Linked DNA regions of Homo sapiens: region 2 is linked to region 1. The links are chromatin loops, found by intact Hi-C in ENCODE. Cell type or tissue: ascending aorta. All regions are shown on one strand. Links, peaks and the distances in the headings refer to the core of each region. The heading gives the core; the rest is flanking DNA.

Evidence for each region. A loop is a pair of places that touch in the nucleus more often than their neighbours do. Peaks named below come from ENCODE experiments on the same cell type or tissue, not always from the same donor. Only the 100,000 strongest peaks of a DNase experiment are listed, where the experiment ranks them.
Region 2: a loop joins it to region 1, with 2.1 times the contacts of the local background. A loop is called at or near these places in 5 of 110 quality-filtered maps.

The regions. Positions count from the first base shown.
Region 1 is chr10:51,364,223-51,373,804 of GRCh38, reverse strand. All of the region lies in intron 2 of PRKG1 (protein kinase cGMP-dependent 1), which reads right to left. Among named protein-coding and RNA genes, the nearest start is that of MIR605, 69 kb to the right of the region's middle. In ascending aorta, for the core only: a CTCF peak has its summit at 4,724; DNase peaks (open chromatin) are centred at 3,702 and 7,554; H3K4me3 peaks cover 1,079 bases; H3K27ac peaks cover 6,258 bases.
Region 2 is chr10:51,296,515-51,306,096 of GRCh38, reverse strand. The region is part of intron 2 of PRKG1 (protein kinase cGMP-dependent 1); the gene reads right to left. MIR605 (microRNA 605) reads right to left here and starts at 6,524; the gene lies at 6,442-6,524. In ascending aorta, for the core only: no CTCF peak of the experiment used is centred there; a DNase peak (open chromatin) is centred at 4,296; H3K27ac peaks cover 7,249 bases.

The sequences.
Region 1 (9,582 bases), core at 563-8,562:
GAAAAGAAACACCTGCGTTAGTTTGCTGATGATAATGGCCTCCAGCTTCATCCATGTTCCTGCAAAGGACATGATCTTGTTTCTTTTTATGGCTGCATAGTATTCTGTGGTGTGTATGTACCACATTTTTAAAAATCCAGTCTATCATTGATGGGCATTTGGGTTGATTAAGGGAACAACACATACTAGGGACTGTCAGGGGAGGGTAGGGGGTGGCGGAGAGCATCGGGAAATATAGCTAAGGCATGCCAGGCGTAATATCTAGGTAACAGGCTGATTGGTGCAGCAAACCACCATGGCACACGTTTATCTATGTAACAAACCTGCACATCCCGCACATGTACCCTGGAACTAATTTTATTTTTTAAAAAAGAAACACCTGAATTTTGGAGAGGACACATTTGAATCATAGCACCTCCTTATCAAACCTTAGGTGAGACTCTATCCCTGGCTGATGCCTTACTTGCAGTTTTCTGAGAGACCCAGAAGCAGAGGGCTCAGATTCTTGATTTCCAGATTCTGGATCCACAGAAACTGTGAAATAATAACTTTGTGTTGCTTCATGTTGCTAAGTTTGTGAAAATTTGTTATACAGAAATAGATAACATATAGTTACAGTAAGTTTTTTTATTCAAATGTAGGAAGTCTAGAATCTCTATTTTAAACCACTATGCTATATTGCCTCTCAAAAAATATTTGTGTGATTAGTGAATCGATGGATGGATGGATAGACATAATGGTAGCCTTTAGAGCCATATTTTAAGATGCTAAAATAACCCTGATCCTTAAACCTGTCAGAGACATTACAAGAAAAAGAAAACATCAGTAAACTCTCTGTCACGAACATAAGTTAAAAAATCCTAAACAAAATATAAGCAAAAGAAATCCAATGAGTCATACAAATATAATACATTATGAACAAGTTGGGTTTATTCCAGGAATATAAGATTGGTTTATCAACTAAAAATCAATAAATTTAAACCACCATATTTATAAAATGAAGCAGAAAAATCATGTGATTATCTCAATAGATGCAGGAAGAGTATTTGATAAAATTATATCTCAATTTGTGATTTTTCAAAGCCCTCTTAGCAAATTTGAAATAGGACAAAATCTATTTCCATTTGTAATGTTTTAAAAAGCTTCAGGAAGAGAAGAGTATCTACATGGAATTATAGGAAATATTATACTTAGTGATAAATGTTGAAGCCTTCACTTGATTTTGGAAACGAGAAAAGGCAGTCCACTATTTCCACTTTACTCATCATAGTAGCAGAAGTTCTAGACAGTGTTAAAGCAAGTAAAAAGAGTGATAAGGAAATGGAGAATTAAAATTCTCAAAATTTGCTGGGGACATGATTACACAAGTGAAAAACAAAAGAATCTATATAGAAGCTATTAGAATTAGTAAAGTGATTTAGCAAGGTTTCTGGATACAAGATAAAGAACTCAATTGTACTTTTATATGTTAGCAAAAAGATATTTAAAAAGGAAATTTAGAATGTAATTTATAAAAGCTCAATACACACAAAAATGCAGGATTAAATTTAATAAAATATGGACAAGGCTGATATAAAAAACGATAAACCTTACTTCATTAGAAATAACCAATTTCACTTATAGAACACCATCACTAGTAATTCACTAGCAGTTCCATTAGAGATATGACAGAGGCCATAACCAACATGACATGAAATACTGAAACACATGCTGAGTTATCCATATGTTTTTTATTATGTTTCTAGCACTTCAAACGTATAGAAAACTGGAAATGATGCAGGTTTTGACTTTTCTTCCATTTCTTCCAGTGGCAATGTGTACTGGTTGCCTAGGAAACTCTTACAGCAGGGGACAGAACTGGCTGTACCATCACCCTGAGCTGGGCATAGTTTTCAGTGGTAGCTTGTTAGTTCTCAGCCCCCACGGAAGGGCACCTGTGCAGCTCTACTTGGTACCAGAGTCAATCATTTCCAAAAAGCAGAGGCTGTATATTTTGCTGTTAGCATTTTGGCAAAAAGAAAGAAGAAAGGGGTTGATGATGGTGACTGAGGAGGAAAGCCTGAGCAGGGGCTGTTGAAGGTAGAACTAAGATGTGCAGGTGATGAGACTGCAGAATACAAAGAATGAGATACTTAAGTAAGCTTACTGACCATTTAACAGCATGCTCTGTGGCACTGCTGGCAGATGGGAATAGGAGTGTTACTCACAAAAGCAACTTGGAAAGTAACTCAGAAAGAGGAGGACATTTTAACTATTATGTGCCAGGGTGTATAACTACAGCACTACATGTCTTTTTAAAAATATTTTTTGTTTGTTTTGTATTCATTACATCAGTTTTTTCTCTCTCGCTCTCTCTTGTCCCACCACCCCCTCAGACTCACACACACACAGAGTAATTATTGTCCTCATGTTTTTTTTTCTTTTATTTTTTTAAAGAGATGGGTCTCTAATGTTGCTCAGGCTGGTCTCAAACTCCTGGGCTCAAGCAATCCTCCCCCGATCAACCTCCCAAGTAGCTGGGACCATAGGCATGAGCCACCATTCCTGGCATGATCATCATTTTAAAGATAGGTAGTGTAAGTTTCAAAAAGGCTAAATGGCTTGCCTAAGGTCACCTAATTATTAAGCAATGAAGTTGGAATTAAATCCCAATCACGGACCTTATAGACCCTTATCAGGCTGTCTCCAAAGCTGGGACATGTTTTGGGACACGGATGGTGGAAAGGGAGGCAAAGGCCACTGCAGAAATAAAAAAAAATGAAAAACTATACCATGCGGACAAATGAGAAGGAAACTGGCAAGGCTGGAATATAGAGGGTGTAGGGCACACAAAGTTTAAAAAGTTATAGGACAAATTAAGAAGGATCTCAAATGCCAAACTGTAGAGCTGGTTTTTACTCTATAACTACACTGTCCATTACAGTCCCTACGCATGGCCATGTAGGTAGTCTGAACTGGCATGGGCTTTGGGCATAAATTGACATAGGATTTCTAAGACTTAATGTGAAAAAAAACCTCATGTAAAATACCTGATTAGTAATTTTTATATTAATTCACATTGACATAATATTTTGGATGTACTGGATTAGAGAAAATATATTATTAAAATTAATTTTACCTTTTTTTAGATTTATTTTTTAATATGGCTTCTAAAAATTTAAAATTACATTTATGGTTCACATTGTATTCCTATTGGTCACTGATGGGATGCATTATAAGGCATGGTGAGGGTAAGGCTGGGACTGGCTGCTGCTGGGACTAAACTTTCCTTACACACACACACACACACACATACACACACACACACACTCTCTCTCTCTTTCTGTCTCTTTCTCTCTCTCTCTTTCTTAACCCCATATTATTATTTTATTATTATTATTTTCAACCTCCAGCCTCCTTAGGAATAGGCCACTCAGGACTCTCATCCCGCTAGGAAAAACTCTGAAATAAAAATAATTTAACCAAACTCTTTTGCAAGAAATAAGGATGGATCCATTTAGCACCCAGGGAGCGTTTACATCTTAAAGAAAAAAGTACCTGTGGGGAACAAAGCAACAACAATGGTTTTGTAAGAAAAATAGGTTTCTAAAGTCTTTACCCCTCCGGAAAGAGCATTCAAGCAGGGAGCTCTGGCTCACAAAATCACAGAGGAGGCAGCCTCATAGCAGTCACCCAGTGACTCACTCTTGTTTGCCCTATGATGCTCCAGCCACTCTGACCTTGATATTTCATATGGTACCAAGAAATTACTCATCTCATCATCAAAATGGCAAACACCAGAAGGCAGCAATCACTCCAAAACTGAGTGGCTTGAGCTGGCTTGCTAGAGTTAGTACAAGAAAGAAAAAAGTAAACAATAAACTCATATTTGATTGTTATTCAGGCTATCCCATTTTAGCTGGGCTTCCACATTTTGGTATACATAAATGTCTTTAGTGTAGATGGATATTTTTCATGGGCGTTCTTTTTCTCTCAGAGATGATGTCGTAGAGCATAAGGTGCATAGGGGACACATGGTCCTAAAGCTTCTTGCAAAAACTGACTTGGAAATCCCTCTATTTAATAAAGGTGGTGAGAGTTGTAAGGCCAGTCAAAGGATGGAGAGGAGCTATTAATTGGATAGTGTGATGCTAAGCAAACAGCACTGGACTGCCAACCAAGAGACCTGGATTCCAGTTCTTGCTGTGCAACCAAGAAGCTGTACAGCCTTGGGGAATTACTAACTCTTCTACACCCTACAGCCCCTCTGTCAGATGAAGATCTTCTAAATTGATGGTGTTCAACCTTTGTTTACCTTCCAGACATGAAAGAGATGAGATACTCCCTACTATAGGCTGAGTGTTTGTTTCTCCTCCAAATTCATATGTTGAAACCTACTTCCCAGTGAGATGGTATAACAGAGGCCCCAGAGACCTCCCTCACCCCTCCTGCCATATGAGGACACAGTGACAAGGCGCCACCTATGAACAAGGAAGTGGGCCTTCACCAGACACTGAATCTGTCAATGCCTTGATCTTGGACTTCCAAGTCTCCTCAACTGTGAAAAATGAATTTCTATTGTTTATAAGCCACCTAGTCTATGGTATTCTTCTTATAGAAGCCCAACAGAATAAGACACTCCATTCAGAAACAGTCGCTTCTAATGAAAAAAAAGATTATGAGCGCCTCCTATTGGCAGGCATTTATTGTGCATTACGGCAGTGATTTTCAGCTGAAGAAACACGAGCCTTGGGCTTCGAAATCTCCAGGTATATAATCTCACTTTTAGAATCATAGAGACTATCTCATTTCTAAGATTTTTTTCTGGTGTTATGAAGATGAAGGAAATCTCTGAGATTCCTTCACCTAGAATTTAATAACAGTACATTCCTTTTCTCCGTTTCTTCTTACTCTCATTTCTCCAATCCATATACCTCATTCTTGGAGACTACTTCCTGATGGTTGTTGATTTGAATAAATCACTGAGGACACTACGCTCCCATGAAGAAAATTTGGTTAAGCCAGTTTAGTCCACAATTTCTCCAGTGTGGCAAAACGATTTTGATTGGGTAGCTTTCTGATACATATTGTTTTCTTCCTGAAGATGTCCTACATTCTAGTACTCTTTAGTCTTGATCCACTAGAAAGAACAGAGTAAATCTATTGTTCATAGTAAATACTCAGCTTTTAAACATTTCACTCTCTTTTGTCATCCCATGTCACTCTGTAATTTTAAATTAGGTCAGCTATCATTTTCTGAACACCTTTTCTATGTAAGATTTTGGAGGAATATAAACCCAATGTGTGAGAAGTGCTGAAAGGTATAGATGCTAGAAGAACAAGACTATAGACCATGACCTGAGGTAATACAAAGTTCATTTTTACACTAAATTTCAGAATATGAAATTTATATTGATCCCATGAAGCTCCATCCATAGCAGGTTCTTGTCTACTAGGTGAATGGCTATTAAAAAGTCAAGAGAAGCTGTAAAATTTCTTGTATTCTTGACAGTCCTCTACAAGGAAGACGAAAAAAAGTGTAATATGTTTCGATCATGAAGTAGTCAGACCTGAAGACTGCATGCTTTTCAAATAACATAGTAACCTAAAAAATCTAGGCTTGCAATAGGTAAGGAAATACCTTGGGTAATATTCACATTGCAAAAATAAAAGAGTTTATTTGTAGCTAGGAATATTAGATAAAACTGCATAAGAAAATATTCTGGCTCTATGATGTTCTTAGGAATTAGTATCTGAGATGGTTTCTGGAAAGCAGGTAGGATTTGGGAAGAGGAGGAGTTGGGACATTTCTACAAAAGGAAATAAAATCAGCAAAACACTATAATCAGAAAGGAGAGGGAAGCCCTGTAAAACAGTTTGTAGACTGGTTTGGCTGGGCAGAGGGGTCAAGCTGAGGTGTAATAAGCAATGTAAATTAAGGACTGGATCTTTGAGTGCTCTGAATGTCAACAGAAAAGATCTATTTTATTACGTAGGGAATACATTTTCTGATTAAGAGAATACCAATTTACTACTGGACCAAAAAACACTGTGTTAGTAGTTGTGCTGTATTAATCATATATTAGGTCACAGAAGAGCAATTTACATCTCAAAATTGGTAGAGACTTTGAAGTTCTTCTACTCCAAAAATAAGCAGTCTTTGCTTGCTTTAGATGGAATAGAGAAATTAGCAAATCAAAGGACTTTAAAAAGGATGAAAGGTATAAAAATAAGGGGGACAGACGCAACAAGAAGGAAAACATAGTATCTATCACTAGAAAGACTCTTGTCTAATTCCTTTTATGGAGCTAGTTGTTAAGTGTGAAAAAAGAAAAAAGGAGTAAATTCCAGCCCTGGGCATCATAAGAGATGTTCCCTCAGCAGCATTTGTACATACGCACATTTGGTTCCTACTTCTGCATATCGACACACCTCTTTAAAGGAAAACAAAATGCCCAAATTACCATTTTTAACTAGTAAGCTCTCTTTCAGTTGAGTTACCCTGTTGCCAAAAACACTCTCTTGCTCTTTTTGGAATTTCAATGTTTTCTTTTTGAGCCCTTTTTACTGGTAGAAGAGATAAGATTTCACAAGCTAATTGGATACGTGCAGCATAACTGTTAAAAGCCTCCCTGTTGAAATCCGTGGAGCTGAAAATACTTTCTTTTTAGCTCTTCTGACAACATGGAAAAAAAAGAGTCTTAGTTTCTAAATGAAACTGCTCAAAGAGAGGAAAAACCTAGTAAAACAAATGGGTAATCCCTCACTGGTTTTCTTAAATGATAAATTAATGAATTTAAAATTCCCCATCCAATTGCTATGATGTGAGTTATTTAATGGTGCAATGGCTCAGAACCCAAGACACCTGGATTACAACACTTGGTTTAGTCATTAATTTTTGCAGGGGGTCGGAGGGGTCGGAAGGGTAGACTTAGACATGTGTTTTTACCTCTCTAAACAACAAGGCTTAGAAAAATGAGGTAAAATTACTTTCTATTTTCTGTTAAAATAATGAGAGACTTGATTCAGAACATGAAAAAAATGAAGAAATTTTGAAGAAAGCTTTCATGTACATGCTGGAGAAATGATTTTTTATAATCTTGTCTAAATAAGTAAGGATATATATGGATGTATAACACAAATACACACAAACATTTAAATAGTGTGTCTTAGTTCTATGAATTTGAAGGCCAAGAAGGACCTCCAGTTTGTTTAAACAGATTGCCATGTTAACTTAACAGAGAGATAGAATCTGGAGATAACTGTATTTACAGATAGGTATGTTATCAGGTCTACTAATTTATAGAAAAGAGTAAATAAGTAGAAGCTTGAAAGGTTATAGAGAAGTTATCTCCATAAAGTATGGGCTGATCAGACGCTTCCAAAGTTTTAAAGCTTGTCTTGACAGGAACATTGTTTTCTTGGAGACCAAACTCATTGATTATAGAATGCTCTTTAAAATCTAAGTGGATTTAAGAAGGAACTGGTGGCTTTTTAATATCCACTTATAAGTGGTTGCAAACACAGATGAACTCCATGTTCTACTAGGAAAAACTGAAAGACAAAGAATTTCCAAAAGCACTGCCAGGTTTCCAGTTGGTTGGTGTCAGGGTGACATTGCACTTCCTTCAGCAGCAGTGATTGAGGAATCATACCAGAGAAATTATACCAGAGAAATAAAATGAGAAAAAAATGAGAGACTTCAAAGAGATGACCAAAAATAAAAAAATTACCTCATGCAAACGCAAACTCTAAAAAGTAGAACCAAATAATATAAAACTATCTTTTCCCTTAAATATAAATGATGCCATCTGCCAAGATATAGAACTTGAGTGATAGAGTCGTTTTTAAACAAAGACCTGGAAACAATTTTTTTTATTTAGTCTCTTTTACACAGCAATTTTTTTTTTCGTATAGTGATGGAGAGGAAAAAAAAGATTTAGTACAAAGCTATGCAGCTTGGAAATAAGATTACTTGGGGATAAGTTTATTCTATTGAAGGGAAACTAGTAAGAATATGCATATAGTGGATGAGACTAGGTACTTAAGAGAGATACTAAGGAATATCCCCCAAAAATGATGTTTCTCAAACTTGATTGTACATTTGAATCCCCTAGGAATCTGGTTAAAATGCAGATTCTAATTTACCAGCTCTGGGATTGGGCTGAGATTCTGCATTTCTACAAAAGCTCCTCAGTGATCCTGATGTTCAGCATCCTTTCACCACATGTTGTTAGAAATAAACAGAAACAATTAAAATTATTAGAATATTCAGCCCCCCAAAATTAACCAATTTATTGGGGCTGAATGGCAGGACTGCTCCACTGTAGAGACAGATGTATCAAGCACCCAGAGTTGGAAGCCACAAACTTTAAGATTATTAAGTTGATTTCCTCTTATCTCATGACATTATACTAACTGCCTTCTGATTATAATTTGATTCCTTGTGCAGGATTTCCTCTAGAGCAAATTGTGCTGGTTAGTCAACCCAGCTCCTACAGGAGGATGACAGTATGGAAAGAGATTGGGCTTTGAATCAGACAGAATAGGATCTGTTAGATATGTTGTTAATGATGATGAGTGGTGAAAACAAGACGAAGAAGATGATGATGATAGTGACAACAGGCATTTTACTGTGTGCCTACCATGTGCCAGATACTGTGCTTTGTGATTTACACATATTAGATCAATTTTATGACTTAATTCTGTCACCCGACAGATAAGAAAACCCAAAGTTATAGAGCTAGTAATGGTCTGTAGAGACTTAAATTCATCACTGTCCAGCTCCAAATTGATTTTCTGTGCTAATATATACATCCCAGCAGGAAAAGAACCTTTCATTATAACTGTTACTAAAGTAGGCACTCAGTAAATGGTAATTATTTGTTCTACTTATTATATAGAGTTTACGTGGTTATATTTGAATCCCTTGTGCATTTGGTTCACATGAGTCAGACTTCATAGCCTTATCAACTTGGATAATACTGACTTCTTGAATCTGTAAAGCTGAGAACTAAACTCCTAATCGTGATAAAGCCACTCCAGGGAGTCTATCTGAGCAATTATTTTACAAATTCAACCCAGATAAATGAAACATTTCTCAGATATTTACACCAAAGAATTATTATTTTTTTCTATCTATAGGTTTTTCCTGAAATTTTTTTATATAAATCCATCCATTTGAGCTTGGCTAGGTATTTTCCTTATAAAGGGAATTTAGGTTTTTCCCTCTTATTTTTAATATAACAATTTCTAAAGTAATTGTTGGAGTCCTATCTCCAATTTACACAGCCAGCTTGAAAGTGGATGTGATGAAAAGCATGTATTGCCAATGGCATTAAACATATGGATCTTAGTGGATGTTGGAAACGGTCAAGCACATACCACAACTTGGCAAAGATCTCATTTCATGAAGGTTATTGTCAATAGCCTTTTGTGATGTCATATCTCTGAAGGATATTGTGTGCCCAAACCAGATATTTGTATATAAAAGACAAGTAGTGATCAAATGGCTCCTCCCATTTGCCTGACTGCTGAAGAGCCCATCCTAAGACAGCAGACAGGCTAAATGAATGGTCACTTACAAAAAGCTAACCATAGAGT
Region 2 (9,582 bases), core at 694-8,693, 68 kb after region 1:
GCTGTAGCATTGTCTTCAGTAAAATAATGGTCATATAATGTCTACTTTCCAGAGCTATTCCAAGAATTAACTGTCATATGGTACACATAATATTTGCCTTAGTGTCTATTGCATCTACTCAGGACTGCCTCCAAGAAGTGATGACCTGAGGCTTCCAATAGTCAGACAGAAATTGAACATATTCAACCTCTTATTCCTCTGTGGTGTGTGATAGTTATTCTGATTACAAAAGCCCTCCATATCAGGAACGTGATATTAATTCACAAGATATGTGCTTAGCAAGTCAAATTCTCTAGGAAGAAAATGATATTTTTATCCAGAAAAACATAAAACAAAGCAAAATGTTACACTTTTGAACAGTCAAAACAATTGCTCCAGAAAGCTGGAGCAGAGGAAAAAGGAATCCTATTTTGGTGTTCACATGGCTATAAGGAAGACGCTGAAATCAGCACATTCTCCTGAGTGCATGGACCACTCAAGGTATAGAACATTCTGTTCATGCTGCCCTAAAGGCCAATTGAAAGGCTTCTGCAAGGTAAACAGGTCTTAGAAAGTTTTTGTTTTTGAGGATTTTTCTGGAAAAAGTTATTTATTTACTTATTATTTGGAGAGAGGCACCCTTTCCAGTAAAGTGGTCTCTTGTAAATTAGCCCTTTAACAAATGCATCTACCAGTCACCCCCAACAGCTTTTCTGTGCAGGAAGCCAACAAAAAGGAAAGTTAGTAAGTCAAGCCACAAAAGTATACATATAATTCAAGGGCATTTCTGAAAATGTATAAAGCAGGATAGGAGGCCTATCCTTAAAGGTTACTGTTCTTTTTCTAAAATGAAAATTTTGGTGGTGGGAGAAGAGTGCCATTGTGCTCTGAAACTCTACTTTTGGAAGAACTAGGGTAGCAGTCTCATAGCTATTGCCCTAAAATTGAAGGGCTATCTTTCCAGGGGTGATTATGCTCCTATAGGATGCAAGCTCAGTCCTGTGACTCACTCCATCCCCAGACCTTCAGTAAGGCTCTGGAAAATAGGATCTGTCCAACTGACAAGTTACCAGTTGATCAGAGCTGCTGAATGCACCATGACAAAGTCTTCATTTTCTAGCAGCACATAGAAAGAATGGCCTTGCTGATTCTGGCCCTGGGTTGAAGCACTAGCTCTGCTCTCTCTACCCCTTACAAGTAATGTGACGTAAGGAAGTGACAAACTTCTGGTCCCCCATTTCTTCATCTGTAAGATATGTGGCACATATACACCATGGAATACTATGCAGCCATAAAAAATGATGATTTCATGTCCTTTGTAGGGACATGGATGAAATTGGAAATCATCATTCTCAGTAAACTATTGCAAGGACGAAAAACCAAACACCGCATGTTCTCACTCATAGGTGGGAATTGAACAATGAGAACACATGGACACAGGAAGGGGAACATCACACTCTGGGGACTGTTGTGGGGTGGGGGGAGGGGGGAGGGATAGCATTAGGAGATATACCTAATGCTAAATGATGAGTTAATGGGTACAGCACAGCAGCATGGCACATGTATACATATGTAACTAACCTGCACATTGTGCACATGTACCCTAAAACTTAAAGTATAATAATAATAAAATAAAAAAATAAAAATAAATAAAGTGTCTCTGGGTCTTATCAGAAAGTCCAATCCCTAGTATATGATTAAAATAGATTTTACATCATCCTTTGATATTCAACTTAATTATTACATCAGTTGTTCACATGATTTTTCCTTAGAGATATTTGATTCTATGTAATGTTTTCAAATTGATTTTTTAATATTACGTGACTATATGATATTTACTATATCAAGGTATCTCTACGCATCTTTTCTAACTAATTTTCAAGTGCTTACACTGATTTATTTTTATTAGTGTATTTCTCTTAATGTTTTTCTTCCAAAGAAAATTCTGATTTGGACCACTGAAACCCAATGATCATTTACAATGTTTTAAAATATTTTGTCCGGGCACGGTGGCTCATGTCTGTAATCCCAGCACTTTGGGAGGCCGAGGTGGGCAGATCACCTGGTGTCAGGAGTTCAAGAACAGCCTGGCCAACATGACGAAACCCCATCTCTACTAAAAAAACCAAAATTAACTGGGCATGGTGGTGGGTGCCTGTAATCCCAGCTATTTGGGAGGCCGAGGAAGGAGAATTGCTTGAACCTGGGGGTGGAGGTTGCGGTGAGCTGAGATCACACCACTGCGCTCCAGCCTGGGTTACAGAGTGAGACTCTGTCTCAAATATGTATGTGTGTGTGTGTGTGTATATATATATAGATATAGTTTTATTTTAAAATTGAAAAATAGTTTGTGATATCTTAAAGAGAATTAAATTCTAAAGATATGTTTTATTTAGTTTTTCTGTTAGAAAAATGCAATAACACTGGAGACAAAAATTAAATTTAATATTATTATCTTCTCCAAAAAGTAAGAATGTATTTATACTTTCACTGTTTATATTAAAAAGCAAATAAGATCCATCATGCCCAGTAAGACGAGAATTTTTAAATAAATATCCAGCGAAGTTTTCTAGGTTAGCAGTAATTGCTAATCATTGAGTTGAAAGAGTAAAAGAGGCTGATCAGTTTTCCATCAAGCAGAGACAAGGGGCATTTCTCACAAATAAGACATGGTTTTGGCAGATGTCACTGACAGCGCACACATGAGGCCATCTTAAACTGAATAGGCCTGTTTGATGATTGCTGTGAAGACTAGCAGTGAACATTTAACTCTTAGAAAATCTTGAGATTTAAATAAAGTGGTAGTGCCATGTAAAACATATTGTATTATTCATATTAAAAGAATTAAAGCAAACATTGCACGGAAACTTGGGAAGTCCTTGAGAGAAAAGAATAGAGGAGGATGTATCTTCCTAAAATTTTAATGTTGGACAGAGAATGGTATTTTGTTAATATCTTACATTTATGTCCCTTGTGGAATAGCTTTCTCTGGGTATATTCTTGACTGCCCCATATTTGCAAACAGACCAATCTTAACCAGTTTTCAAACCAATCTTAACCCGGTTGAAACAGCATCCATTCCCTGGGGCTTACTTTATTCCCTTCTTTCCCTGGTTGGAATTAATCTCTCTATCCTATAAAGGGCCAAAATACTCTTGCAAGAAGCTCCACCGCACAGGCTGTGTGACCTTGGGTGAAATACTTAACTTCTCTGAACTTTAACTGTAAAATAGAGTTTCAAGTTCCCTATTTTAAAAAGGAGGATAATAATAGTACCTTCTTTATAGACTTACTATAGTGATTAAATGAGGTCATATGTACAGCATATGCTCCATAATCTTTTCCTGCTTGGAAGACAGCCTGTCCATTGTGAGTGCTGGATAGGTGTTTGTTAGGTAATGAAATAAAGTACATCTCAAATGTTACTCACTGTCTTTATCCTCTCTTGTAGCCTGGAAGCTTTTCCCAGCTAAAGACAATATCTTCAAACCCCCATATTTAGTAAACTATTCCTGGTTTTGGTAGCAGTTATAAATATCTGCTCGTTAAAAAAAAAAAAAAGTGATGTTTTGCTACCAATGAGTCATTTAAAAATATTGGCCTGAAAGAACCAACATTGAAGATATTCATATTTTTTCATACTTTCCTAGGCTATTATTAGGTCTCAATTACATCATCAGTGCTTATGACACACCATAGGCACTTAATAAACAGGTGCCAAGTGAATAAAATCTAGTGAGCAAATAACTCTTTATCTCAAATTACTAAAATGAATAATATTTTACAGGGAATAATTCTGTTTCTACATTATCACGTTTACTAAAAATGTTTGTCAAGTAGATGTTATATACAATTTGAATAAAAGTTTTTAAACGTCTCTGGAAGACATGCTTATAAGGCCCTACATTAATTAACGTACCAGTCAATCAACAGGTGTCAATTAAACCCCTAGTAGTGCTCCTCAATGTGCTAATGGCGGAGTGTATTTCAAAAGAAGTATAAGATACATCCTCAGTGGATTTACAGACTAAATGGAACAAGGACATAGCTAACACTGTGGTTCCAAACCATTTGATCAGCACTCTGAGTGAAGTAGCTTGAGAGAGGTCAGAGCACCAGGAACTGGACTAGTTAAGGTCACGTCTTAGAAGAGGCTGATACATGGGAAGAATTCACACAGATGACACATGAGAAGAGAAGGCAGTCACACACTCATCCTGATACCTCACGGCTCATACTGCTTTGCTCATACTCAACACACTAAACTGAACTGAACTCCTCTGACTGCAAAACCAATAGCCAGGAAGCCAAACCTGCAATGTCCAGTGGCAGCCGGGGAGGCTCAGGAGACAGGATCAATTACAACAGGGCTTCTTACGGGAAAGTGGTCCCCACACTGGTGATTCAGCTCACATGCCCACAGACTGACTGGGCCAGCTTGGCTTCCATTGACTGCCATCCCTCGCCTGGCTCTCCTGACTGCACCCTGACCTATTCCCAATCCTTTGGTCTTTCTTTTTTGGATAGATTACTATGGATTTCTGTTGCTCCATTTGACTTAAACATTAGTTTCCAAATAAAATATAAGCCAATTCTCTGCACATTTTGAAGTGGCTCACTCAAGGCTGTAATGTTTAAAAATTGATATTCCTCAGAGGGTTTTGTATATTTTTTCCCCTACTTCAGAAATAATTAGGGGAGTTATATTAAACAGGTCTAAAAGAAGGTACCTTTCTTTTAGGCATTTTTTTTCCCTCTCATTCCCCAAACATTCCATTACTATTTTATCCCTTCTGAGCCTAGCCAGAAACTTGGCCTCCTTTGACTCCCAAACATACCAAGTTATTAAAAATACCCTTCAGCCAATATTAAGGAAGGGTCAGTAAAATGAACTCAGCATGGGGCTTAAGCAGAGCACAATGATTTCTTTGACTTAGTGAAGGAAATGAATGAGGATGATTTTGGACGGCCAGTTTCTTTCACTAATCTGTTGCTGGACTCTATCAGACATGAATGTTTCTCCCTGTCAGATTTCCTAATATTTCTCCATTGTGCTGTCACCGACATGAGAGTTAACTGGCATGAGAAGAGCTCATCTCACTCAAAAAAAAAGTCAACATTCCACAGAAAGTTATGGGACCTTCAGTTAGTATTAAGAGGAAAGTGAAATTAGAAGCTTAGCACTCACAAGATTTATACAGGAAAAGAAAGGCAGACACACTATTTTCAGGCTGCTGCTAATTAAGTCTTATTTGGATTGGAGCCTTCTGAAAGGAATCAACACATCAGGAATGGGTAAGCTAACAGGGAGGAGACAGCTGCTGAATATAATTCTGGAGAGAGCAGCCCTGCTGCTTAGATCTCAGATAACACAGAGGTTCAGTGTGTAATTGACTATGGAACAAGAAGAACATTGTTTTGTAAAAGAAGGTACCATTGCTGGGGTCCACAGAAACAGTTATGGTTCTTACCTCTGAAGGAGAACTGTGTTTAACTGTGGCTTTTAGATTTAACTTACTAAATTTGTATTTGCTGCAAAAGTAAACCACACTCAAGAGTAAAGCAAAATTCATCAGCAAGGCTATAATTTTGCAGAGAGAAATAAGAAGGGTGTATAATATTTAAATCGGAACTCAGCATCCCAGCAAAGAGCTTCTTAATCAAAACAAAAGAGAAAAAATCATTAAATACAGTAACCCACTGAGATTCACATGAAGGTATGTCCCACAACTTTCATAAATCCCGAATTTATGATACCACTATAATATACTATTACTCCACAAGAAGTAGATGTGAATAACACCCAAGGATTACTGTGTATGATACAGAAAACCAAAGAGAAGAAAAGCTGCATGGAGAGCAGCTGCTCTGACTGTGTGTGCAGTGCCTCATTCACCAACACACAATTCAAATTCAAGCCTCAGCAAAATAACTTGTCGTAAGCCATGATCCTCTATAAGGTCATCTTCAAATAGACGAAATAGTGACATTTAATTCATAAAGACAAGGTTCTACTCTCTTGCTGAGCAAGTAATCCAATCAACTGTGGTTTAGTTTCATCAACTTTGGAGAAAAGGCAATTTTCTTTCAAGATTTGACACCCTTCATACCCTCTGCCTATAATTCCAGATGGTAGGTGTAGGTGGTAGAAATGTTAGGTTGAGCAGAATGATAGTACCTAAAGAAGAATGAATAGTACCAGGAAATGCATGACTCATGGCATTCTAATTTTCTTGAAGTTCTTTTGTACATTTGCATCAAGATTTTCCACAAAATTCAATCCTGACTTTAATTGTAAATTAAAGAGTCCTTTATTGAATTTCTATTATTGCAGAGCAGTTACGCCACATGAGGTATAATAGAAGCTTATAATGTCATTGAGAGGCCAGGAAAAAACACATGTGCAGAGAGCAATATACCTGTGGCTGTCAGCCTGTAACATAGGTAACCTGTATCTGCAGTCCTAACTTGATTCTAAATCTCATAGTGCCTTCTCTGTTTTTCCCAAGGAGAAGGCACCATGGGATTTAGAACCAAGCTAGGGCTAGAGACATATGTTACAGGCTGTGAAAGTTCTACCAAAGTTCCTACTTTAAAGAATGAGCAAAAAGAGGCGGGGCATGGTGGCTCACACCTGCAATCTCAGCACTCTGGGAGGCCGAGGTGGGTGGATCACCTGAGATCAGGAGTTCAAGACCAGCCTGGCCAACATGGTGAAACCCCATCTCTACTAAAATTACAAAACTTAGCCAGGCATGGTGGAGGATGCCTGTAATCCTACCTATTCAGGAGGCTGAGGAAGGAGAATTGCTTGAACCCAGGAGGCGGAGGTTGCAGTGAGCCGAGATCGTACCACTGCACTCTAGCCTGGGTAACACAGTGAGACTCCATCTCAAAAAACATATAAAAATAAATACAGATAAAAAGAATGGGCAAAAAGAGATACTGGCTAAAGTCTTAAGCAATAAATTCATCAAAGGCAAAAAGACAGGTAAGTGTGTGTGGCTTTAAGGAACCATTAACTGAACCATTTTATTGGAGCAAAGGGCTCATTTAAAGGCATGAGTGAAAATGACAGATGGAGTAATGGTCATATTCCTTTCATTATTACACTTTAGACAACAAACCTTTGTGCTCCATTGCACTTAAATACCAGGAAAACACTTACCAAAGAACAATATTAACACATTTATGCAACCATATGATCTTTGCATACAGATCACAGCAATCAAGCTTCCAACCTTTTGTTGCATGCCTACTATGTGCCAGGAATTGTCCTAGCACTTCCCTTCCAATTCCCTATCCTATTTAATCGCTTCACATTCTACCACTCACACAAATTGTAGATTTATTTTACTCTCAGCCCACATAAAATACTCCAACCTAACAATTTTTAATTCTATCGGCATGATATTCTTTCATCCATCTAATGTTTCTACCTTAGATCAGAACCATTTCATATTTCAATTCCTACATTACCCCCTAGACTCCAGGCTTATAGTTTTATAAAATAAGATTGTAAAATAAAAACCCATCTTCTCCCTTCCTCCAGAAAAGGAGAGAAGTAAGTGTGTAATAGCTAACATTTATAATGATTTTACTATGCTGAGTGCTTTCTACATAAAGCTGTTTCATTTAATGGCTCAGCAACACTGTTGAAAAAGGAAGAACCTGGAGTATGGAAAGACTGAACAACTCCCACCAGGTTCATGTAATCAGTAATTGGTGGAGCTGGAATTTTTAATCAGGTCCAACTCAGAACCTAAATCTTTTAAGATCACAAGCTTAGTCATAATATTCAATTCAGTGCCTTTTCTTTGCCTATAAAATAAACCACATTTTTTGAAGTAGTGGCAATGTAACTCTTGAATTAGATTGTGTGGGTTCAGATTTCAAATGTATCATTTGCCACCTGTGCAAATTTGGACATCATAATTAATATCCCTAATCATGAATTTATCATCTATAAAATGGATAATATTAGTTTCTTTACACACCATTGTTATAAGGTTAGGAGATAATTCATGTAAAATGTATACAGGGCCTAATATAGTAAGTGCTTAACAAGAACTGATGAAGGAATAATGGTTAGGTACATAAATGAATGAGTGAATGAATTTCCTTTACATACATCTCTTTATATAAATATATCACTTATAGTAACAAGTGTAGGTAAGGACACCTACTCTATCCCTCATTGTTAGGGTTAAGAACTGCTTGCATTATTTTTTAGGAAAAGCCATTAAATGCCTTATACTAAAGAGAAAATAATGGGAGGCATTATCGTAATCATTATCATCATGATTTCATCAAAACTGATGAAAACCTATTACATGTAAGATATCAAGGTTAAAAAAGAGACATATGGCAAAGATGCCATCTTAAAACCTACATAGTAATGCAGTATGTGTAGATTGATCAGTGAATAATTAGATTGTACAACTGCAGTGGAACAAAAGTTCTACCATTCCTGTTGCTCATACATAGAAATGCACATGAGTCACCTACAAGCTTCCTGATTTGCTTTTGCTTTCTCCCCAGCTATTACCCAAACCTAAAAGTATGATTTTTACAAGTTAATAATTTTCTTTTAAGAGGTGTTGTCAAAGTTTCCTCTCAATCCTAATTTAAGGTAAGTATAAAATTATAATATGAAAATCCAAGAATTCACGTTTTAAAAGGAAAAAAGATAAACCAGTAGCAAAGAGCTGGTAACAGATGGCGACTTAGCAGTTAAAGCAGCATTTTTATTATATTCCAGATAGTAAAGTTTTTCTATGACTCTACTGTTCAAATGAACACCCACAGGTTCACCATCTAGAAGTGGTATGTCCCCTAACTTTAGAGAACAAGTTGATTCACAGAGTTCAATACCCTCAAGGTCATTTACTTTCTCTAAATGTCTACCCTCCCCACAACATGCCCTTTTTCCCCCTATTACAAATCAACCAATCTTACAGCTCGCAGAACAGAATTCACTGAATCTTAAAATAATACTATCATATTATTGCCAGGGAAGATGAACTGTGGCTTTTCTCCACTTTTGGACTCAATGCTTTGCATTTATTGTTTCCTTTTATGACCAGTCAGTCCTAGAAGCCAAGGTTAAAACAGAGGAATATCCTCCCAAAAGGAATGAAATAACCCCTTCACTGTTCACTCTGTTATATTTATTCAAGTTAAGAGATCTTAAATAAAGAGGGAAAGAATAGACAAAGGTAAAGCTAAAAAGCAGACTAAAGAAAACATGGAAAAGCAGAGGCGGCAATGTAACTAGGTTTAATTTCAGAGCAAATGAAAACAAAAATACAACATAAATGCCTACACTAGGAAAGAACATTCTCAAATAAGCAACATGACTTTACACCTCAAGGAACTAGAAAAAGAGGAAGAAACTAAACCTAAAATTATCAGAAGGAAGGAATTAATAAAGATTAGAGAAGTAAATCAAATAAGAAACAGACAACAATAAAAAAATCCATAAACAAGAGTTGATTTTTTGAAAGCATCAACAAAATCAACAAACTCAGCTAGGCTAATAAGAAAAAATGGAGAAGACTCAAATAAATAAAATCAGAAATCAAAGAGAAGATATTACAATGG